6 separate regions of the Mus musculus genome follow, and all the other regions are linked to region 6. Evidence: chromatin loops called from intact Hi-C (ENCODE). Cell type or tissue: heart. All regions are shown on one strand.

Region 1 (4,000 bases), 50 kb after region 6:
ACTTTCAAAATCTTTCCCCTTTTTTCACAGCTTCAGGCTAAGACACAAAACAGCTGTGCTACTGTTTGAAAACTGCAGCTCACATGTAAAATGCCCGGTTCTTGGCAGAACGGCTTCTCAGCATTTTGTGTTGTTAGAGAAGTAAGCAAAGCCTAACTGCTTATTCTGATGTAACTCTTACATGCTTTAATTACACAAGTGATACTCTCTCATTGTTAGAAATGTGGAAAATAGCTTACGATAATCTCCAAAATGAGCGTTGCCAGGAGATAGTATTCCCATCACTTCTAAACCCTCTAGTTCATATCTTTTAGCAGCACAGTTTTGCCTTCACACTTAGAATTCTAATGTGCCTGAGTTGGGTTATACATGGGGCACGGGGGCCCTCTGTTCCCCCTGACTATAACTTGCACACAGCACTCTCAGGTTCCTCTGTGGATCTCTCAGTGTCCTCTCTAATCGCAGATGCACCACCGACCGCACAGCGGCTTTGAGATATCCGGTACCTGGGAGTAGAACACCTGGTATTATGACATTGATGGGCTTTTTATTTCTCTGTAATTCAACCTTTTTAATTTTTAAACACCTTGTCGTGTGTGTGTGTGTGTGTGTGTGTGTGTGTGTGTGTGTGTTGCACACACATGCCAGGGCACTCGTGGAGGTCAGAGGACAGCTCTCAGGATTGATTCTCTCTGACCATGTGGGGTCCAGGGATTGAACTCAGGTCTTTGGTTTTGGTGGAAAGCTCCTTTACCCACTGAGCCATTTTGTTGTCCTCTGCTTTTATCTATTTAAGGATTTATCTTAAAAGAGCCCATTGGTTTGAGTCTCAAAAAGGTCTGAGAATATATATGCCCATGAATGTTAATGAAAGCCTCATGCAAATAACTTTTTCTTGAGAAGTGATACATTTTGAGGATCTGAGCAATATCCCATTCAAACGGAAACTTAGTAGTGAAATGGATTAAAATGGATTAAGTGTGAAATATTTAAGGACAAAAAGGCAGAAAACTATTGGTGTAGGATTTTCTCCCATTACTTTGAAGTTTGATGTTTAGCCTTGGTATAACCCTCACATGAACACACACACACACACACACACACACACACACACACACACACACACACACTGCTTGCTGGCATTTTGCTCCCTCACACATTCAGCTTGAAACTGAAATGTTACCTTATATCTGACATCTCTACATTACCATCACGAGGGAGTCAAATAACATTACACAACACTAAACTTAGAATCGATGTGGACGGCCACGGAGCTGAATTCTTAAAAAGATTACGCTTTGGTTATTCCAGTAGGCCATAAACATCGCTGAAGTGTTACATTTCTAACGTTTTTTATAGTTTTGCCTATTTTAAGATTGCTAGCAGGATTTTCCCCCCCAAATTAAGAACACAGAGCACATCCTTTCAAAATGAGCTCACTGCTTTGCAGAGACAGCCCGGTGGGTCACGTTCCCTCTGCACAAGCACGAGGACCTGCGTATGAATATCCAGTGTCTGCAACAAAAAGCCAGACACAGTGGCACGCCTGTAATCTCAGGACTCTGGGTCAGAGACAGGCAGATGCCCAGTGCTTCCTGGCCAGCCAGTCTAACCTAGTGAATTCCCAGTTCAGTGGAAGATAGGCTCTCATAAAATAAGGGCCAAAAAGATAGAGGAAGACTCTTAACATTGACCTCTAAGCCCGCCTGCACATATACACATACACAACAATAGTGTGATTACATCTTGGGGATACATCTACTTTTCTAGTGTGAACAGAGCTGGAGAGTTTATTGCGTGCGAGTTCACTTCTTGGGTTGAGTTTTCTGTGTGTTGGGCCCATTCCCAGTCGCAGGTTCTAAGCTAAGCACCTGTTAAACCCACAGAAAAGCCAGTCTTGTTTTTTGGACTGATAGACAGGCAGCTGATCTATCTCTGTCTTTCCTCAGCCCTTGACTGTCCTGAGGCAGAGTGAGGTTGTGGCTCTGCCTTCTGTCACGCGTCTCATTGCCCTGCCTTGGCATTTTTGTCCCCAGTGAATGTATTGCGTGCTTCATTTATCTCTTTTGTGACCACGACAGAATTTAGGATAGAGCTTAATGTCCAAGGTAAGACCTTTGCCCTGTCCAGTCATGGAACTCCTTTCAGTTACTGTGGTTTGTTTTCTTAATGTATGATTGCAGCAGTGTTCTCCCATAAATACACGGTTTTGAGAAGAAGCAGAATCCTATAGTTGAGTGGTGGCGCACCTCACAACCCCAGTACTTGGAATGCTGAGACAGGGGGATCAGCTGTAATTTTGAAATCAGCTACATATTGAGTGTCAGGGTGTCATAGCAAGACCCTGTCACAAACAAGCAGACAAATAGACGGACAGACGGACAAACGAGTTGAGAGGGCCAAAATTCAAGTGTAACAGGAAGCATTTGTTGAGCTTCCTTGAATAGTTTAGGACAGATCCCTCTGCGCCTCGGGGTTGTGGCGCCCCCTAGTGGCTTCACGGAGCTCCTTCTTCTAGGTTTCTAGCACCGCAGACTATTATATGATGGGCTTCTCCTCCTACCCGCTGGTTGCATCAGTTTGTCAGAGCAACCTCAGCATGTATTTGAAATCAGTGGGATTCGGAGTTTTCATTCCCTCTTCCACGGCTTTAAATGGAAACAGATCGCAAGGCAAGGAAACCATCGCTCACATCCTTTATTTCCCATGCTGGATGCTCGCTGTCGGAAGATGAATTCTTCCCATATTTTGAGGGAGAGCCCACAATGAGGTAAGGTGCACGGAGCTGTGGAAGAGGGCTTGACCAGGGCAGAGGTCTCCACAGATTCTTGTGAGGATGCCTCTGGGCTGATGCTCCACAGCCACAAGCAGCACAAGATCTCCACAGCCTCTTAACCTCTTGAAGCAACTTGACTCTAGACCGGGGAAGTGAACTCCTTCGATTTATACACAAACCTGCAGAGGGCTAGACACTCTTTTCTCGTTGTAGCTTATGTTTCAGCATAAAGTCTTATGCATAGTATGTGGTTAACAAACCCTAATTGACAAATTAATGACTAGGTTCTTGTGAATAGGTACCTCCCCCCCCCCCCAGCTCCAGTTTAATATGGAAAACCTTTCTCTTGGCTTAACTTTCCTCTAGCATCCCTGTATATGTGCAGGAAGAGTCCTTAGAGAGATAAAAAACTACACTGAATAACAGAGTATTAAGTTTTTTCACCCTTTCAAGGAGGAACAAACTGAATTCTTCAGGTAGATTGTAACTGTTTTGAGGACAACATTGTTTTAATTTCTTTTTTAAAACGATTTTATTTTTTCATTTCATATGTATACACAGTTTTATTCCTGTGTGTATGGGTACCATGTGTGTGCCTGGCCCTCAGAGAAGCCAGAAAAGGCATGTCAGATCCTCTAGGACTGAAGTTACAAACAGTTGTGAGTTGCTGTGTGGGTGCTGGAAACTGAACCCAGGTCCTTTGCAAGAGCATCAAGTGCTCTTAACCACTAAGCTAAGTCCCCAGCCCCTGTTTTAATGTCTGATGGGCTCCGAGGAGCAGCAGTGTTATGGGAGGCCAGGCTCATTCATTCTGGATCTTGTGGAGATCCTAGCACTCTGTGCTTCTGCGACCTGACTCTGCTGGCCCTGAGGAGATGGTGTCTACAGAAAGTCCTTGGGTACATCTAGCAGAAGCAATGAAAATGGGATTTAGCAGAGACCACACTAAGCTTGAAGTGCCTGCCAACTGCAATGACATAGAGTCATAGATGATCCTCAAGTTTTGGGATATTTAAATCTTTTGAGCTATTTTTTGTACTGTTGCTTTCAAAAATCTATAAAAGTTTAACTAGCAGGCTATGAATAAGTGCAACTAAGCTGTAGCCCAAGGCTCAATTCCCACTGAGAAAAAGAGATCCTCCCTTGTGCTACGCATTCCCTGAGCCTGAATGTTCCTGCACTGTGGCATCCTTTCAGCACCCTGTGACTGCCCCTGCACTGTGG
Region 2 (4,000 bases), 210 kb before region 6:
CACGCATCATCCATCAGTCACCTTATCATTTACCAGCTACAGTGACTGTATAATATTCATATAAAAATTCAGCCTCACGGGAGAGAAGAAATCAAGTTGTCACGTGTGCACTGTTTCCTACTAAAGATGTCTCAGCCTGAGGTTGTGAAGAAACAGGGAAAGGCTTAAATTATTTTTGGAAGTATATATTTCTATAGTATAAATTAAAAATATATAAATGTCTTAAGCATATCATATTTTTATTAAAATACTTTCCCTGATCAATTGGATATTTAGAGCTGGGTAATTAAGTTGAAAGACAAATGAAGTTTATCATATAACACAAGTCGTATCTTCCATGGGATGACCTTAAGTAAAAATTCCAAATTGGTGGTAGGACAGTCAAGCACTGGCCTTGCCACCTTACAAAGTTGGACACTCCATTCTGAAGCTCAAGAGAAAATATCCTGATTGCTCTTCTTTTGTTTCCCCGGAAGACACAAAAATTGTGACCGAGCCTACTTGGCTCCAGTCTGTTACAATAAAGGTGCTGATAATGTTACTAACGGTGATGGTGATGATAGTGACAATGATGATAGCGATGTTACTGATGATGGTTATAGTGATGGTGATGATGGTTATGGTGCTGATGATGGTTACAGTGTTGGTGATAGTGATGGTGGTGATGATGACAATGATGGTGATGATGGTGGGGATGATCGTGATGGTTATAGTGATGGTGATGTTGGTGGTAATGGTGGTGGTGGCTACAGTGATGGTGATGACGGTGCTCATGATGGAGACGGTGATGACAGTGATGATGATAGCAATATGGTGCTGCTGGTGGTGATGAGTTATGATGTTAACTTTAAACATACCAAATATCATCTTTGATGGATATAAAAAGCCAGAGAACCCCTAAGTGTTAGTGGAATAGGGAATACTCCAGGAGAAGGAAGAAAGATATACAGAGTTAAGGAGGAAGTCAGCAGCTTGGTCCTCTTCATCCCTGACCTCTCTCTTTTTTTTTTTCTCCAGAAACAAGATAGCTGACACCACTTGTCTTTTACATTTTGATTTAATCTTTGTTATTACTTCTGCAGTGTGAGCATGGCTCTCTGTCAATGAATTCTTATCACATCCACGGACTTTATACTATATGGGCACAGAGAACAAATGGGAAAAAGTCTCCCCCTAGCAAAAATGTTGGCAGCACATTAAACAGGCTCCTCTGACTTTTTCTTTTCTATTCTTATTGTTTGGGTTTTTTGGTGGCAGCAAATGCTGGACCCATCTCAAGCCTCCCCTAGCTCCCTCCAATCAATGTGCATTCATCCCCAAAGGCCCCAGAGGCCCTGAGAAGCAAGTAGCAAATGGAATGAAAACGGAACAAATGCTCCACAGCCCCAGAGCTTTGTTTCCAGAAGCATCTGGTGGCCACTTCCAGATTTCTGAAGCTACAAATGACAGGAAGCTGTAAAGGCAGCTATGTGGTCCAGAAAAAAAAAGGGGGGTGGGTGGGGGTGGGGAGGAGTTACAGACTTGAATGTTTTGCCATTATTAAATTTCCCACTAAACCAGAGTGTTCAAAGTTTGCCAGATTTTGCCTAACCTCATCCACATTTAACTGTCTCCAGAAAACCAGGAAGACCATTTAGAAGGAAGACTCATTCATGTTTGGACTCAGGCAGACTCAGGAACCTTTGATAGCACTATCCTTACCCTGCCTGGCCACACCACAGAGCAGTCAGCAAGATCTCCCTCAATGGGCACAAAATTTCCCCTGGAATTTACAGAGCAGAAACCTTAAACACATATCACCAGAAGAACCAGATTACATAATGTCTCCATCACCCTCCTGACAGCTACAATTATGAGTCAATTCTGGTTTAAATATGAAACCGGAAGCTCCGCATTTCCCCTCTGACTATGTGGCAGGCTAAGTTAGAGCTCTCCCGGCCTGTCAGTTTGGAGATCTGAGTCGCTTCCACAGTCACTAATCTAGCAAGAGACCAAATGACCGGGTAATTAAAAGCAGCACTGCAGTGAGCCCTGCTTCGTTCAGGCCAGATGTTCTTCTTGCTCAGCCATTACCCACATAAGGAACAGAAATACACCCTGCCCCCAGCCCGGCCCTTTAAATTCTCCTTTTCTTTATCCTTTCCAGCTAATTTCCGGCTTCTGATCTTTCAATCCCACAAAATAAAGTAAAAATAAAAGCCCCATTACGAAAAGATGACATGTTATTGAACACATGACTGTAAGTTGTAATGCGCTCTGTAGTCTCCTCTTTGTACGTCTTAAAGCATTCCAGCGCTGGAGACGTTAAGTTACCCTGGCAACCTCACATGACTAAGGACTCCAGAGAGCCCCACCTAGCTGCAGGGACTCATTTAAGTCAACAAGGACCACCCCTACACTTAGTAGCCCGGAGATTGAGTAAATAGCACTGCTAGGGGGAGTGGGGTTTATTTTAGGGACCAAAAGACTGTTGAATGAGGCAGCTTCTCCTTTTTTTCTTTTTCTTTTTCTTTCTTTCTTCTTCTTCTTTTTTTTAACCCCAAACACAAGACAAAGACAAATAAAACTCTCCATCCTACCCTTTAGCGAAGCCTCATTAAGGTCGCGGGTCAGCTGGTAAATAAAAGCGAGGTCTTCTGGGCATTTTTCTACTTAATGGACAAATTACAAGGCTCAAAAAAAAAAAAAAACCCAATAATTCATTCCTGGAAAAAAAAAATGGCAATGTGTGACAGAACTTCTGTGAGCTTATCAGATTGAAAAGGGCACTTTGTGTTTGTCTCTCTATTCAGTCTGCTCACTTCACTTGAGGCTGCCCTGGCTTTAGAACCCCAGATGCCTGAAGGATTTTCAGGGACAGAGACGGAAGAAACAATCTTAATTCTGATTAGTGGTCATATTTATGTTTGTTATTTAACCCTTTTAGAGTAATTGAGACAGAGTTTCTGAGTGTCCCTGGGCTGGCCTCAAACTCATTGCGTAGCTAAGAATAACCCTTGAACTCTCAACCCACTTTCCCAAGTGCTAAGATTGTTGGTGTGTACCACCACACAGCATTTGACATTTGGATTGTTAATATTTGCTAAGACCACTGCCTGCTCATGACCAAGCTGAAAGGCAGAAAGGAACAGGATTACTTGATTTCTAGAGCACTCACCAGGTCTCTGTGTGAGGGGCACTGCTAGTGTGTGGCCTGTGCTCTAGCCCAGGTACCTCGTCTGTGGGGCTTTTTGCTGTGCTGGCCAGTCGTGTCTACAAGGCTAAAGAGAATGAATGAAGCTGAGAGGATCTCAGCTGTCAGAGAGGCTGTCTATACAAAAGCAAAATGGAGACCAGAATGGCCGTCAGATGAAACCCCAGGATAAGAAAGGAAGTTATTGTGTACAGCAACCTGCTGGTGGTCAGACTATGCCCTAGTAAATAAGGAAACACTGGGGCACCATTCTTGAAGTGGACTACCCATTGCTTGATCTGTGTGTGTAAGAAGAGAGGAGAGAGAGAGAGAGAGATGTGCTGGGATTATGCTTCAGGTAGGGCATTCTCCTCTTCCATCTTGTGTTCATTTGCTTCCTGACTGATGGTGTGTGTGTGTGTGTGGTGTGTGCAGAAAAAAAAAAAATCATATATTCCAAGCCCCAAAGAAAAAATATCCTAATAGAAGTATAAGCCAAGCCCCAGGTAACAATCACCATGGAGACACTGGAGTAGCACATGAGCCGCAATGATGCTTACCACGCACAACCATGACTCTGACTGACCATCCTGTTTCCATGGCATGCTTAAAGAGTGAATGATGGACGGGGTACACTCCTCACTGACGTAAAACATGATTCATGTTAGCCAGAACCAACCAACCCCAAACTTGGAAAGAATGAGTCCCCCACCTGAGTGCCTGCTCTCCTCTGGGTCATTTCAGGAAACATTTGAGGCATGTTTGTGCTCTCAAAAATGTTCCCGAACCTTCCCTTCAAACTTCTCAACGTCTTCCTTGCCCAGGAAC
Region 3 (4,000 bases), 200 kb before region 6:
ATGCCCCAGTCACTAACCCCAATGACTATAAAGCCAGGACCTGTATGTAATCCTGCTTTGTCCCCAGTCTGGGGAACACCAGAGGGTTAGGGTTAGGTCTGAAAACGCCTGTAACCAGCATTAATGAGGACCATCAAATAACACAGCTTTCCTTCCAGAGGATAAAAATACCAATCCTTTTTGAGACCTCCAACGTCACAGAGCTAGTCCATGACACTTCACAAAAGGTTTTGTCTTCTCAAGATTCTAGTTATGATAAAATTCAGCAATAGTTCCTGCCTACAACAAGCGACCAAAATTGTTTCTCTGCATTCTACCTCCCTGTAAACGGAAAAGCAAAGGTCACAGCGTAAGCTTCCCCTTCTACACACTGAGGCTGAGGGTCAGAGTGGGAAGAGCAGAAAACGTGAAGACAAGAGCAAAAGCAAGTTTCCACCAGGGAACTGAGGCTCCCCACAGGAAGTCCTGTTTGCCTGTCTTGTGATCCTAGCCCTTGGAAGGTAGAGGGAGGATTTGGAGTTCAAGGCCAGTCAGGGGTATATATAAGACCTGTTGTTTACTGCCAGCAAGCGCCCCCCCCCCCCGCACCCCCAAGTTAAAGGACTAAAAGAAGGATGCTACAGAAGACCTTGCCGTGGCAGTGAGGGCCACTGATACCTCCCTTTGCCAATGTGAGATCTGAAGCTGCATCTTGCAGAAGCAATTCTTCACAATTCGCTTGCCTTTGTGCTGGCAGTCTCCGAACAACTGGAAGGCATCTGGACTTCATTTGATGAGTGCTTTGCTCATAACCAAACCTCCATTTCTCTTGTTTTTTTTTTACTTCTGCTCATCTTCCTTCTCAAATCATCCCACTGTATTCGTGTGTGTGTGTGTGTGTGTGTGTGTGTGTGTGTGTGTCCATCCCTAGACCCTTGGTGCCATGGTAAGGGCATTGTTCTACAGAGACTTGTGCCCTGATGACTGCATCGGAAGGTGGCAGTGTTGAGTGGGGAGGTAGGGCTTAGTGGTAGGGAACAGAACAGCCCACCCTCATGAAAGGGGTAAGGCTGAGTGAGGCCCCACAGACTTCCAATGGCTTCTTGGGAGAGGAAGCTCTTGGGTGTCCGAGTACTTGACCTTCTTGCCCCTCAGCACTCCTCTTCTCAGGTCTCGGCTGCACTATTTACATCTTTAGAAGGTGGTGGTAGCATGAGTCACGTGCACCTCTTTTTACTCATTAAAGTACGCAGACCCAGGTATTTTGTTACAATTCAAAACAGACTTAAGATTTTAGGCATTGTAGTACATAAGATCTCCATTTGCATATCAAATTATCTCTCAAGACTTCGATTACTCAGTTAAAGGGCATACACCTTACTCCAGAAAAGCAGCTTGACTCAAGTGGTACTTATACCTTGAGATTTCCCCCACTAAGAATATATAACCCAAAAGTGTCCTGATGGGAGAGCGTCAGAACAATTGGGCCGCAGTAAGTAAAAAGAGCAGAAACTACCAGAATCACATTAAAAAAAAAATCCTTAAAAAACAAAAAGAGCTTTGAGAGACCATCTGAAGATACAGAGAGTCTATTTTTATAATGTCAAATGTTTAGAAGCTTATGAACATCCACAAACCACAAAAATAATTAAATAAAAACCAAGGGTGGTGGCATGGGCCTGGGATTCCAGCTAGTAGGAAGGCTGATGCAGGAGGATCATAAATTTAAAATCTGTATGGGCTGCAGAGTGAAGCCAAGGCTGACTGACTCACGTAGTGAGACTGTCTCAGAATTTCAAAGAAGGATGGATTTGTAGTTCAAGGATAGAAGGCTTGCCTAGCAGTAGGGAGGCTTGAGGTTGCATCCTTAGTATTGAAAAAAAAAAAAAAAAAGTGGGGGGTGGGTAGAAAGCTCACATCTGAAGAGGATGCTGGCTGGGAAAGATGTGCAGCAGCTGCCCGTGAAGAAGGCCCCTGTCTTTGCTGCGCTCGAGCCAGCCCCAGCTGCCTGGATGTCGAGGCCACATGGGGCTCCCTAGGGTTTTCTTTTAGCTGCTTCCTCTGCTTGCAAAGTGGGAACCACCCAGGCGGCTAAGCAAACAATGGAATATAGTGCATTACCTCCAGCCTGGACAGGGAGGCCCCCTGAAGGCTGAGACCTCCTGCAAAAGGGACCGACCTTGCAAAGGGGGCGGGGGTGGAGGCAGACTTCAGAGCAAAAGGATTTCAGAGTAAAAAAAAAAAAAAAAAAAACATTTAAAAGAAACAGGAAATGAGTCCCTCAAAGCCAAACCATGTGGAAAGACAGGCCACATCGTCTAAATAAAACAACAATACAAGTCTATATAAATGCCGTTAGTCCCACATTCCTGAAAGTCTTTGGTCCAATGAGGAATAATCTATTTATTTAACAAACATTTCTTAAGAACCTGCATAGGCCAGGCGCTGTGGTCATCACCGGGCTTTGAATTAAATACCATCTCAGCTCTCTTGGGACATACACTCTAACGAAAGAAATAGAAATGCAAAAAAAGAAAGAAAGAAAAAAGAATCAAATCTGGCATTAAGAAGCAAGGAAGGAGGAGGAAGAGTAGAAGAGAGGGGAGGAGGGAGGGAGGGAGGGAGGGAGGGAGGGAGGGAGGGAAGGAGGAAATTGGAAAAAATCCACTAGATTTAGCAATTGCTTTAAAAAAAAAATCTCTCAGGCTAGCAGATGACAGATAACACAAGTAGTTGGAGAGATAAGGAAGGTCGACAAAGAAAGGCCATTATCTTCTGAAACTCCCCTGGGAGGAACCGGGGCTGAAGGGGAGAGGAATTTAGCCTGAAGGAAAGAGGAATTTAGCACCAAGGAAGGTTGTGTTCCCAGGTGAGAGGCCTGGCTATATCTGACTTTGAGAGGAAGGAGTCAGAATAGAGCAGCCTACTGAAGAAGCAAGGTAGTCAGGGACAACAGGAGCGAAGGCCTCACCACAGACAGTACTTGGATTTGTGTCCCACCAGGAAGTCATGGAGAGTTCCTGCTCACTAAGGGCCTTCTTCGCCAGGTTTTTCCCTGTGAGGTTGGAAGAGGACGTAAGATCTTATCCTCTATAAATATGGTGCTTTTTAAAACAACGATGATCTTTCAAAATTTGTAGATTTTTTTTTTCAGTGCTAAAGACATCAGATTCATAGCTGTTTCATGTTTCCTTTTACATTTCTTTCTTCTTCACGATTATTCTAGAAAACATGACCTAAGAGTGTCAAGTCCGGAAAATACAGACACTTTGCCACTCACTGGGGTCAGAGAAACATGTTTTTCTTCTCTTTATAAAGTGGTTTGGGGTAGATTTATTTGATTGCTTTGTTTCCAGGATCTCTCCCCACCCCACCCCACCCCCTTCACTCCCTCTCCCCTTCTCCCACCTACCCATCCTTCCTGGTTGGCCTGGAAATCGCTATGCAGTCTAGGCTGGTTTGGAACTCCTGGCTCCACTGTCAGGACTACAGGCGTGGGCTACCATGCTCAACCTAAAATATTTTAGTTTTCAATTGCATTTCCTTTTAACCTATTTAAAGTTATTTATTTTTATCAAAACTCATTGTTTTATCCCATATAAATCTAGCCATAAAACATGGGTAAATTAAACAAGATGAAATATTCTCAATGAAGGTAATAAATTTTCCATCCTTCTTTGTTTATTCTTTTTCTTCAGTGTATTAAAACAAATGCTAATATTTTAACATTTTTAATAGAAAAGACAATAATGAAATAAAATAACTTTGCAATAGACATTTTCAAAATCTTCAAGTATAAAACATTCTACAATATTCTAAGGGTCAGAGAAAATGACAAGAGACAGGGTCAAACTAGTTTGAGGCAAAGCTAAAAAACACCGGTGGGTTTTCATGTTCATACTGTAACTGTATTTTGCAAGGTGTGAGGAGAGTAAATGTCGATTTTCCCTTAACTGTCACACTGCTTCTTTAAAAACGGCTCATCAGACTGATCTTTCAGTTACAGACTTTGAAAATAATC
Region 4 (4,000 bases), 210 kb before region 6:
AATCATTGTGTGAATTTGAGTAAATGACCTATGCTTTTTGTTTTGAAATGTTACTATCTTTGAAAGGAGAATGACTAATTGGTAGAGGGTCAATGAGTCAATGCAAAAACAAAACAAAATATTGCCTGGTATCTAAGAACCCCATAGGTACTAAGTTTTCAAATTTTTCTTAAAAAAAAAAAATCCTTTCTGCTCTTTGACTTCAACTCTTTGAAATGAGACTAACAATGCTGGACTGCCCCGCTGGCTTGTGGGAAGGGCTAGATGAGACCCACATAAAGAGCTTCTCATGGAAGGAACAAATGCGTAGCCCCTACTCAGTTGCCATAGCTACTCAGCACTGTTGCTACTTTCTTAACAGGTACAGCAGCATCCTCATTGGGGAACTATCCACTGAGACAAGATGGTATGACCTTGAAGGCATGAGTAGGTAGCTACAATAGTCTTGGTATAAAAGAGAAAGGGGATAATTAAGATCCTCTATACTAGGGCTAGAGTTGTAGCTCAGTTGGTAGAGTGCTAACCTACAAATCCCCAGATATGCATCAACCAGGAGATGAAGGTAAGACCCTAAGAAATTCCAGGTCATCCTCAACTCCACAGGACTAGCTTGGGCTTCCTGAGACCCTATCTCAAAAGGAGGAAGTGGGTTGAGGGAAGGACGACAAGAAGGAGAGGGAGAAGGAGGGAGAAGAAGAAAGAAGAGGGAAGTAGAGGGAGACCACAGCAGTGAAGAGCACATTGGCACCGAGACATAAGGAACATGGAGAGAAAATGTGGAAGGGGTTGCTATAAATGGGGATTATACGGCTGAGTGACCTGTGGATGTTCTCTAAGGGAGAGCCAGTGGAGAAACATCTTGAAAAGAGAGATCTATGAAATTAAATTTGAAACTCTTTGTTTAGTTACAACATGAATGCCTGTCTGTTCATGTCTCCAAAACCTTGAGCAGACAATTATACTCCTAAGGGGTTTGTGATTCCTTTTGTGCACATTTGGGGAAGAATGTAATGAGTCATGAGTGACCATGGAAATGTAAGTTCCATAGAAATTTGGAGAAATTCCAGGGTGGACTTGGGAGAATTCCCAGAGAATAGACAAGGTGGAAGGTGGGGAAGACAGAGAAAGGGAAGGAGGAGTTGGGGGGGGGGGCGGGGGATGGAGAGAAAGAGAGAGAAAGAACTGTGTGTTTGGACAGGATAAGGGGTAGGTTCATAGTGGAGCCTAAAGCTCACACCATGGTGAAGCCCATTGCTCAGTATGGTCCATTCCTCCATAGCTGAATCAAGGTAGACAAACCAGTCAGAAAGGAAAGGTGCTGAGGTTCTAAGAGCAGCTGGCAACAACTTGTGACTGCAATGTGCAGGCCACATCGAACCCAGAAAATAAATTGATTCGCCTTTACCTTCATCCCTATGCCAGCAACAGTGAGAATCAAACAGCCCTTATTGCCCCCATATGGCTAGCACCCTCTTCATGGGTTCTTTTAGGGTTCCACGAATGGGAAGTAAGCCCTAGGTTATGCAATTTTAGGAAGAAACAACTGTGCAATCTATTAAAGGTGTCAACTGTCATCAGGACCACTTTTCCATCCTTTAAGAGAAACTTAACTACTCTGAGTACCTGTTACTAGGGCTGATAAGAGGCCTCAGTAGAGAAAGGCTCTAGCTGCCAAGCCTGCCAGCCTGAGTTTGATCCTCAGGATCCACATGGTGGGAGCAGAGAACTGATTCTCATGGGTTATCTTCTGATCGCCACATGTTTCAATGAGGCAAGAAAGCTCACAAATTCTCACTGCCTTGACTTTTGCCAAAGTACAATCATAGACTGAACTCTCTGCAACCCTGAGCAGGTTGTCCTTTTAATACTATGGAAATGGAAGAATAGTCATCCACAAACCTCCTCTTAAGTTGTTCGTGTCTGTTACTTAATTAAAACAGCAAGTAAGACAGCCAGGGCTACACAGAGAAACCCTGTCTCAAAAACAAAAACAAAAACCAAAAACCAAAAAACAAAACAACAACAACAAAAACAGCAAGTAAGTAGAACATGAAGTATCTTAAGAAAGAAAATATGCCGCTGGGCGTGGTGGCTCACGCCTTTAATCCCAGCACTCAGGAGGTAGAGGCAGGCAGATTTCTGAGTTCGAGGCCAACCTGGTCTACAGAGTGAGTTCCAGGACAGCCAGGGCTACACAGAGAAACCCTGCCTAAAAAAAAAAAAAAAAAAAAAAAAAGAAAAGAAAAAGAAAGAGAGAAAGAAAGAAAATATGCAAGCATAGAGCCATTTAAAGCAATTGATGTGTAGCACACAATTTGTAAAATCAAGAAAATACAATTAAAATAAGTAGGTTGTGAGCAATAGGAAATCACATTACAGGGATACTTTTTTCTTATTTAATTTTTTATTGATTTTTTTTTTAATGGACGAGTCTTGGATGTGCTTGTTCCTTTGATTTATCTTATATATATGAGTACACTGTTGCACATCAGAAGAGGGCATCAGATCCCATTACAGATGGTTGTGAGCCACCATGTGGTTGCCGGGGAATTGAACTCAAGACCTCTGGTAGAGCAGTCAGTGCTCTTTTTTTTTTTTTTTCTTTTTCTTTTTTACTACCACAAATTATGCAGTCGAGTTTCCCGCATTTGAGGAAATTGCAGGGGTCAGCACACCCCAAAGTGCAATGAGTGAGCCTCGCCCTGGGAAAACCACCTTTGTGATCCACTGGAGATACCATTATCTCCAGTGCTCTTAACCACTGAGCCATCTCTCCAACCCTTTAATGATATTTTTGTGAATTTCACACCGTGCACCCCAATCCTTGTCACCTTCCCATCCTTTTATACCCACCCTCTGCTCTTACAACCTCTCCACCCAAAAGGAAAAAAAAAATCTCCCTGTGGAAGCTGCAGTATGTCACAGTATATCATCCAGTTCACCCTTCAGTTCACACTTCTTTTTGTGTTTGTTTGTTTGTTTTGTTTTTCGACAAACTTTTTTCTACTTTGTAGACCAGGCTGGCCTCGAACTCAGAAATCCGCCTGCCTCTGCCTCCCAAGTGCTGGGATTAAAGGCGTGTGCCACCACGACCGGCTCAGTTCACATGTCTTTATTTGCTAATATTCATGGCAATGAGTCATTGATCTGTTTCAAGGCCTCTGATTTCTGTTACTCTATCAATGCTGGATCCATATCAGGACTCCTCTCCAATATTCTGTTACTGCCCTGGATCATGGAGATCATGTAGTTTTGGATCTATAGAATGGGCCTCTTTACACACTTACAGCCATTCATAGATGGGGTAGATGTTGGGATGGGCCAAAGCCCTGGCTCTGGACCTGGGAGTGATTGAGCTGGTCAGCCTTCCAGCTCTCCTGCACCCACATCACCAGGGCAAGCTCTACAGCACTGCACCAGCTGGTTCCTCCAATGCTACAGCTGGCAAGAGGCAGAGCCAGCCTCCTGCTCTCAGGCATCACACCACACCACCAGGGCCAGCTCCACTGTGCTGCCCACTTAAGGTGCAGGGCCTGCTTTCCTGAATGCTGCAGCCAGTGAGGGGCAGGGCCAGCTCTCCAACTCTCATGACTCCAGGGGCAACTCTCCTGCCTGCTTCAGGTGGTGTGCAGCAAGGGTGGGGAGGCCATCTCTCCCCAATCCAGGCCACCACTCGTTCAACAGACAGTGACAGGGTCAGCTCTTCCAAGTTCACACTTTGAGACAGACATGCCCACAACACCTGCAACCAAGACCAGCTCTACTGTGCTTCATGGGCTAGGTACAGCCCCACTCTTCTGCGTACTGCATCCGGTGAGGGGCAGGGGCAGCTCTCCTGCCTTTGAGACCAGCTGTTTCATGATAACCAGGCAAGGAATGGGATCAGCACTACACGGCCCTCAGACAGGGTGGCAGTCCGGATGGGAGCCCAGACCAGGAACATACTCCTGGCCTTTGGTGGTAACAGACCTCTGCTGCTGTAGGGTCACAGACCCAGACA
Region 5 (4,000 bases), 160 kb before region 6:
TGCTTCTAAAGCCAATTTCTGATATTTCGTTTTGTTCTTTTAGCTTGCCTTTTGACGCCACTTGAGGGGAAAACTGAATTCTACGTTCTCAGAATTTGTTCCACTTCTTCATCTTGGACTTTAAAAACTATCTTTTTAATGATTCGGAACTGGTTTTAACCCTTCATATGATGTGGTTAACCCCGTTCACAGATATGTCAAGAGGTAAAGACACGCCAGTATGGTATCTATCTCCTCCTTTGGAAAAGTGCAGGGACAACCACTCATTTAAAATAAGTTCATCTGGCTCCCACTCCTATACACAGAGCGCACATCTGAGTCAACTCCTCTTCCTCAGAAGCCTTTGTTAGTTTCCATGGGAAAACTGCAAAACTGCTCAAATGTGGGCATGTTATAATTAGAACCAAACGTGGGCTTTATGGGACCTGTCAGGATGTTTCTAGGAAGCCTGCTCAGTGTCGGCTTCCTGAGACATCCTTTCCCTACAACCATGACTCATCCCTGCTTCTCCTAACTCACCCCCACTTGTTCTGGGATGGAAGGAGTCCCACACGCTCCAAATACAGATGAGAAAGCTGGTGTCCAGACCATGAATAAGAGCACCGGTCTAGGGCTTGTGGAAGTGGGGCAAAGGATTTTGCTGGGTACATCTGAGGCCAGCAATATGGCGGGTGCATATTTATCACACATGGAGAGACTCATTTCTTTGGCAACCTAGCCCACTCGCTAATCCTCCCAAGCCCTTCCATTCCAACTCCTTTCTTCCTTTCATGAAAACACAGTACAAATTCTCTGCAAAACAATGAATCTGCTCCTCAGGGGAATGTACAAGTCAGAAAAGCTTTTAAGAAGAAAAGAGGAGCCAAGGCCTTTGCATAAGCAGGCCAGCTGCAGAGCCTCCAGAGAGGAGGGTGAGGAGACCGCTCCCGCTCCCTGCAGCCCTGGCCCCAAACCTCCTAGCTACCGCCTGTCTCCGCTGGCTTCCCACAACTCTAAACAGGCCAGCCCACACCTCCGGGACTGCACCCCTGTCATTTTCAGGAAACGAGATGTTCAGAGTCCATCCTGGCATTTCTGTGAACTCACAGAAATAATTCATTGACTCACAGAACCGAAAGAGATGATCTAGTCACTTTTATTTTTAAAATGAGAAAAATGCAGCCAGAACAGTTCCTCTGACCTACCCAGGCGCGCTCAGCTGGGAGGGCCGACCAGAATTCCTATCTCCTTTCCCTCTCTTCCAGTGTGGTTTGCACCTGAGCTGGTCAAAGCAAATCCGAGGTAGATTTGCTGTTTTCTGCTCAGCCTTCTTCCTATTGTTCTGGAAAACACCCTTCCAGTTTGTGTGATGGATCAGCTGAGCCAAAACTGATTCTAAAGAAGCATGCCTAGTACTTGTTAAAACTAGAGCACTCTAGGCCTTTCCTTGGAAGGTCTTGGATGGAGACTTAAAAAAAAAAATCAGTTTCCCAAGTGAGTCTTCTGGTGAGGCCAGTTCGGGGATTAACATCATAAAGCAACCCTGGGGGACAAAAGGGATCTTTGATGGCTGGGTACCCCAACAAGAATAGAAGAGCCATGCTGGGGACCAAGAATTTTGCCTTTTAGCTGCTTTTTTTAGTGGGTTAACCACTAGACCACACTTCCTCTCTTGAAGAAGCAAGGAATTAAAATCAAAGGTTTACTACTGATTCATGCTGCCTGCTAACACGGCTTATTGCGACATGCTGTGACCCTATGCTCCAAGGCTTGGAAACAGATGTGGGGAGGGAGCGGCCTGAAGGTCTGCTGGGTGGGGGAGGCAAGACGGCAGCTGGCCAAGGGAAGAACTTCCTCTGCAGCTCAGCTTTTAGCAGGAGTGGAAGTTAGTCTAAATTGTTACCATGCAGATCTGGAATCTTTTTTTTTTTTTCAATTGCCTGGCTCCGATTCCAGGTTTGCTCCATTCTGTATAAAACAAAAACCAAAAAACTGAGAATTTGGTAATGAATTCTCCTGCCCTGACTTTTGCCTCTGCCCTCCTCAAAATGTATGTTATGAAGCTACAGGTTTAGCCCCCTCCCCCTGGACCCTCACTCATGCCCATGTTAAAGGAAGTACAGAAAAGTTAAGCAACCTGCCCAAGGTTACAGTAATTCCAGTACTGCAGTTGCTTGATTAAGAGTGTAACTAGGCCATTCTCAGCTGCACTCTCCAGGCCTCCTTTAATATATGCTCATCATTAGGCAGCTGAAAAAAATGTTTGGGGTTACTTCACCCTCCCCTCCCCAGACCCCTCCACCTCCCACCCTCCCCCAATGGCAAAATGCAAACCCTTAAGTACTTCTGCAAACATATGCAACAATCTCTACAGCTGTCCGGTCCTTGCCTTTGCTGTGTTCCCGCCTATGGACTATTTAGAAAGAACCACATTGAAGAAGGCTGAGGAGTGGGATCAATGGACTCCAGGTGGTTGGGAGAAGAAAACGATTTTGTTTTCTTTTCTGCCTTTTCTCCTTCTGCTCCTCTTTCTTTTCAAATGGAAATTGTTTTCATATGAGACACTTCCTAGCTTGTATCTGGAAAACTGGAAAATCTGTCTGAGGTCATGCTGTAAATATTGAAGAGAAAAAGCTTTCAACCTTGAACTAACAGCTGACTATGAGGATAAGCCAGAGTAAAGCATTCTCAAAATCCTGGTGTCTTGGAAAGTTCACTTCATGCCCTCTCTTGCTGCCGTGGAAAGGCAATCTAAATTCATTCAAAAGCTTGTAACACAGGACCCGAATCGAAGATGATATGTTCAGTGCTGACGAGGTATCAGTGTGTATAGGAGCTTGTGGACAACACTAAGTACCTTGATTTGATTCCCCACCTCCCCCCAATCCTCACATGGTAGAAAGAAAAACCATGCCTGAAACTTGTGTTCTGACCTCCACATGCACACTGTGGCATACAGGCATATCTTCTCTTCAGTTAAATAGATAGATAGATAGATAGATAGATAGATAGATAGATAGATAGATAGAATGATATATATATAAATGTATATAATATATAGTTTCATTAATCATTATTCTTCTTACATTTAGACATAACTTCCTTAATCTTTTTATTGTTGTTTAGTTATTCATCCCTTTTCTATTCTGGATTACAGAATAAGTTTTTTTCCTCATATAAATGTATGCATGCATGTTTGCATGTGCATGGGTGCACATATATGTGCAGGTGCATGTGTACATGTACACATATGCATATGTAAGCCTCAGATTGACATCATAAGACTTCTATCCTTTTCCATCTTACTCGTTAAGATAGGGCCTCAACTGAACTTAGAGCTTGTCTATATGATGCTAGCCAAACTAGCCAACATGCTCCAGGGATCCCCTGATTCAGCCTTTCAAACACTGGAATGACAAGCAGATCACCATGCTCGCCCAACGTGGATGTGGGTTCTGGGGATCTGCTGTATGCAAGACTTTTCGGGAGAAGACATAATGATACACACATTTCTATTCACTCCAGAAAGGAAACCCATGACAGGCTAAAGAACTAACTCTAACTTCTTGAACTAGTGCTAGGAATTACTTACAGAATTATGGATGAGGGAATGGTTGAGAAGATATAGGAGCAGGAACAACCCAAAGACAGCTGCATCACCAAAAAATCCACCCCCCAAATGGATGATGGCTTGTAAAGGTTGCATACCTGGAACTCTTTGTACAACTGGCAGATGGCTGGCCAGGTCAGAGAATCTCCTCACTACAGCTCTGCCCATCAGGACCTCCTCCCGTATCAGTCACTCACTGCTTCTATAACACTAGAGAAGGGCCCTCCAAAATCTTGCAAGTTTTACATGTAAAGTTAGTTTGTCTCCTGAGCCTCATGATCCCTCCTCCCCTCCTCCTAGAAGGATCAACAGGATCTGAATTCTGATTCTCATGCTTGTGTCACAAGTGCTATGATCACCATACCATCTTCCAGCCCAAGAACAAGGTTTTGCTCATTTTCTTAATGACAT
Region 6 (4,000 bases):
ATAGTTAGTGTGAAACAGTTTCCGCTTGAGATCTCCATTTCTCACTCTGCTGAGCCAGAACTCGCACAGCTGTTTCACTGATTTTCTGTGCTTATTACTCACATAACAATGGTAATTAATACCTTTCAGTTGCATTTTATTATATTTCAGGAGCAAAGTTACTTTGCAGTAACACATATGCAGAATTCTCCCAGGAAAGTATTCAATCCACCATTGTGAATGGAAATCTTATACACCACATTCCTGTCGCAGAGCATTTGTATTATGGGATGTTTGATTTACAAAGTAGTGTGATATGCTCCAGCAAACAGGTTAAAAATACTTTGAGGTCAAATTGTCTTGGTTTTGTTTTTTTAAAGTGTTACTATTAAAACTCTTGTGAGGGATTGTTGCAAAATACTCCCTCAGGAAAGAAAGCAGTGTGCCTTTTTTGCCTTTTTTTTTTAATGGATTAAAGTTTCTGAAGTGATAAAAATGAAAATCACACTACCATTTGAAGTCCATTCTCCAGGTTTTCAGTGTCATTTCTGTGCAGTCAGTTTTATGTGTCACACTTCGGCTTGTGTTGGCTTTCTTCTTTTGCCCCAGATTAAACTGAACAATGTATATATATATAACACTATCTGTCTGTAAAATACTTTTTTTAAGAAAGCATTTATATTTATATGACAGCTTGAACTGACAACATTATGTATATAGATCATCTTGAAGTATTATTTCACATTGAAAAGAAGAAAAATATATTGATAACTATAGATGTTATGAAGAAGAGGCTATTTCTAGTTTTGTACTAAAAATCAATTGGATGAACTAAATCCAAAACCAGACACTGTCGCAGCAATTTTCAGTCTTATTTTTACTGTTTCTACATTGGAGGCTGCTGCACAGATAGATGATCTTCGTCCTTGCTGTTTTCAGAGGAGCTTGGTTTCCTAGAGCAGACTGTTACCTTTCAGGATTCCTTTTTCTTGCTGAAGTAGAGTCCTGGTTTTCCTTATGAGTGATTATCCATATTTGTAAGTTCTGGGTTTGTAATTCAGGTTGGAGCAAGGTGTGAATAACTAAAGAAAATAACTTGCTGGCAATATAGGAAATGCCATGGAAATAAACTGTGTATATACTTCTGAGAAGAACAAAATTAATCATTTTTTTTTTCTGTTAAGCACTAGTCACTATAGTGCATCTCCTGGTTCTGTACTGTATTTTATACGCAACGTACATGCTTTAATATTTTAATGTTTGTGCATTAATATTTTCAGTTTGTTTAACCACTTTGCTGCTAAGATTTTGCCATCCCGTTCCCATTTTTTCCTTTACAATTTTAAACATTTCTCTTCATTAAAAACTATGATAATGAAATTGTTTTTTTTTTAACCTTGGATTTTTGTAATTAGCACACATGAATTCAAGCCAGTCCAGAAAAGAAACTGATGATATAATGTTAATGAGTCTCTTTGTGAATTAGATGGACAGTTTAATCCAATTCCCAACATGTACGTGTAGGTGGATTCAAGAATGATTTCTTGTTCACTGTACAGATTGGGCGCTGCCATTGGGCATTTTCTTTAAAACTTCTCTTTTGTCTAGAATGTAAGCAGATAGCTCAACAAAACTGGTGAAGTAAAAGTAAATATTGAAAATGAAATCATCTGAATAGCGTGACCCAAAAATTCTCCAGCTGGGGGGCCTGTTTGCTCCTGATCTGTAGTTCTCAGAGGATGCTTGCAGCCTGTGGGGAAGCCTTAGATTTCCTGAGCAGTGCTTGCGGAGCTGCAGTGCCACCTGCTGGATGGCTTTAGACCAGCGCTGAAAGATGGAAATGGTGTCTCCAGTAAAGGAGGGCTGTGGGCTGTTCAGGGTGGCCAGTGCCCACCAGAGAAATCGGGGGTGAGGAAAAGCGCTAAGGAGTGTAAGTAAGTCTTTCCCCAAATGCATATGGTTGCTGGAAGAATTGAAGCACTTTTTCCTTACACATCCTGTTTTAAAATATTTATTGAAACTTGGAACTGGCAATCAAACTTATGTATGTACTGAAGCATTTATACAACCAGTTTCTTCAACTCAGAAGCCATTACCAAAATGGTATTCCTATTTTCTTCCCAGTACCAGTCAGGGAGAATTAAAAAAAAAATAAACATAATTACCTGTATTTTATCATGACAACTCCAGAGAGTGTGTATGTTTCTGAGTAGATGTTGATGAGGCAGGACTTAAAATTTAAAGAGAAAAACTTGAAACTACCTATTTTCATTGGTTATTCAGCAGTGCCTAAAATGAGCTTCTGAACTATTACAAATGCACTTTGGATTCATGTGTACAGTGCCATCTGGTTCTCTGGGTCAAACTTGCTTCTCCTCTCCCTCTTTCTTCTCCCGTAACTAAGTGGCACACAGGCATTTCTTAGTGTTCGTGTCGGTCTTCAAAGTGCAGAGAACGTGGTGGAGAGAATTTTATGGATCTTTTTTTTCTGTTAAAATTGAATGTCTGATTATATTTGCAACATGTAACTTGGATTAATGTGTTTTAAAGTAATTTTAATTGTAGTCCAGCAGCACATTGAGCAAGTGTAGCTTTTCTGAAAAGTAACTTGGAGAACTTCAGTTAACCGATAAAACCAACTCATCACTAAATGTCGCTGCTCTTCCTCTTGATTTGATCTAGATCCCACTTCTGCGTCTTACAGGGAACACCAAAAAGTTGCTAGTAAATGATAGTAGAGAAATAGAGGGAGTCAAACAGAAAATATTAAAAATATGCGCACACAGACAAACAGAGGTGATTTATACAAACCAGAATGAAGGTGGGGAGGGAAGGAAAATTACAGGGGGCTTTAAAAGGTACCAGTTACCTAGCAGCTGGGCAATTAGAAACCTTTCAGTTGCTTTGGTACACTGTCATCCATTGTTCCCAAAAGCTAAATTTGCAAAAGCAATTAGTTTTATTTCATTTTTTCAAGAATTTCCTAGTCGAAAGCCTTTGTATTAAAGATGCACAGGTTTTTGTGTGAACAGGTTTTTTTGTGAACAAGTATGTTGTACATTTTTGCTGTTATCTTGACCTCAGAAGTGCCTCACTTGTATATTACCCACCCCACCCCCACCCCCACTAGGAGCCTGCCTGCATCTTTCTAATAAGCAATGGAAGCCCGCTTAACTCCTGTCCTAATGCATCTTCTCACATAGAGCTGACTGGCTGAGAGTTGTGAGTATATCATGTAAATACGCACATAGGAGTTTGTAACTGCTTTTGTTCTGTCATATCATGTAATTGGACGTATCAGATGGTAGACTCTTTGTTTCAGTGATTTCTCCTCCCCTGGAATTACCTGATTAAACCAAATTGTGAAATTTAAAAGGGCTTTTCTCACTTCTTCAGAACATATAGCTGTGTAAGATCCTAATCACTGGAGAAGAAAGCAGGGGAATTGGACACTTTCATCTGAATGTGGTTTCATTCTTATGAGCTGTATCCTCTAACTGAAGGTTTACCTACAGTTCGACTTCATCACCTCACCCTTGATTCCAGATAATTAATTGTTAGTTGTTAGTTTACACAGTTCCTAGTTTGTATCCATGCTGCAGCTGCAACAATTAGCCACCTTAAGGGTGTGTGGCAAATGTTTAACAAACTGAAACTTTGTGTGCAAGTGTGTATGCACTAGGCACTAGCCTTTGTAATACAGGGAGCATTAGGGCAGAATCGATTGTGATAACATCTTGATACCCCAACAATGCTTTTATTAGATTATTGTGTTACAGTTGTAGTTACTTGAAGAATGAACTGTACCCCAGTCATGTACCATGGCACATAGTTGTGATTATTTATAGGCTTTCAGAAAGTTACTTATGCTGTTCACATCAAGTCGGTACCAAGCTTAAGAACAGTTTTAGATCAGGGAAGTTGAATAGGGCACTAATACAATGGTATGTGCAACAGCATTGCTTACGGGAACAAACAGATGGCATCCTTTATGGCTAAGGGTGCTTGCTAACTCTTCTGG

The links. Hi-C counts contacts between places; a loop is a spot of excess contacts. Peaks named below come from ENCODE experiments on the same cell type or tissue, not always from the same donor. Only the 100,000 strongest peaks of a DNase experiment are listed, where the experiment ranks them.
Region 1: a loop joins it to region 6, with 5 times the contacts of the local background. A loop is called at or near these places in 18 of 42 quality-filtered maps.
Region 2: it touches region 6 in a loop (4-fold over the local background); 12 of 42 quality-filtered maps call a loop at or near these places.
Region 3: it touches region 6 in a loop (4-fold over the local background); 11 of 42 quality-filtered maps call a loop at or near these places.
Region 4: a loop joins it to region 6, with 2.6 times the contacts of the local background. A loop is called at or near these places in 11 of 42 quality-filtered maps.
Region 5: a loop joins it to region 6, with 5 times the contacts of the local background. A loop is called at or near these places in 2 of 42 quality-filtered maps.

What each region holds. Positions count from the first base shown.
Region 1 is chr2:117,228,960-117,232,959 of GRCm38, forward strand. No RefSeq gene overlaps it. Among named protein-coding and RNA genes, the nearest start is that of Gm25189, 17 kb to the right of the region's middle. In heart, no CTCF peak of the experiment used is centred here; a DNase peak (open chromatin) is centred at 2,492; H3K27me3 peaks cover 665 bases.
Region 2 is chr2:116,970,440-116,974,439 of GRCm38, forward strand. No RefSeq gene overlaps it. Among named protein-coding and RNA genes, the nearest start is that of Gm46758, 56 kb to the left of the region's middle. In heart, a CTCF peak has its summit at 2,378; DNase peaks (open chromatin) are centred at 1,382, 1,902 and 2,342; H3K4me3 peaks cover 772 bases; H3K27ac peaks cover 2,176 bases.
Region 3 is chr2:116,978,012-116,982,011 of GRCm38, forward strand. No RefSeq gene overlaps it. Among named protein-coding and RNA genes, the nearest start is that of Gm46758, 63 kb to the left of the region's middle. In heart, a CTCF peak has its summit at 2,053; a DNase peak (open chromatin) is centred at 2,020; H3K27ac peaks cover 1,971 bases.
Region 4 is chr2:116,965,431-116,969,430 of GRCm38, forward strand. It overlaps the pseudogene Gm25514. Among named protein-coding and RNA genes, the nearest start is that of Gm46758, 51 kb to the left of the region's middle. In heart, no CTCF peak of the experiment used is centred here; no DNase peak of the experiment used is centred here; H3K27ac peaks cover 240 bases.
Region 5 is chr2:117,017,571-117,021,570 of GRCm38, forward strand. No RefSeq gene overlaps it. Among named protein-coding and RNA genes, the nearest start is that of Gm39912, 42 kb to the right of the region's middle. In heart, no CTCF peak of the experiment used is centred here; DNase peaks (open chromatin) are centred at 571, 951 and 1,781; H3K27ac peaks cover 392 bases.
Region 6 is chr2:117,178,926-117,182,925 of GRCm38, forward strand. Spred1 (sprouty protein with EVH-1 domain 1, related sequence) reads left to right here. Exons shown (of 7, transcript NM_033524.3): 7 at 1-3,354. Among named protein-coding and RNA genes, the nearest start is that of Mir674, 4.2 kb to the right of the region's middle. In heart, no CTCF peak of the experiment used is centred here; a DNase peak (open chromatin) is centred at 1,786.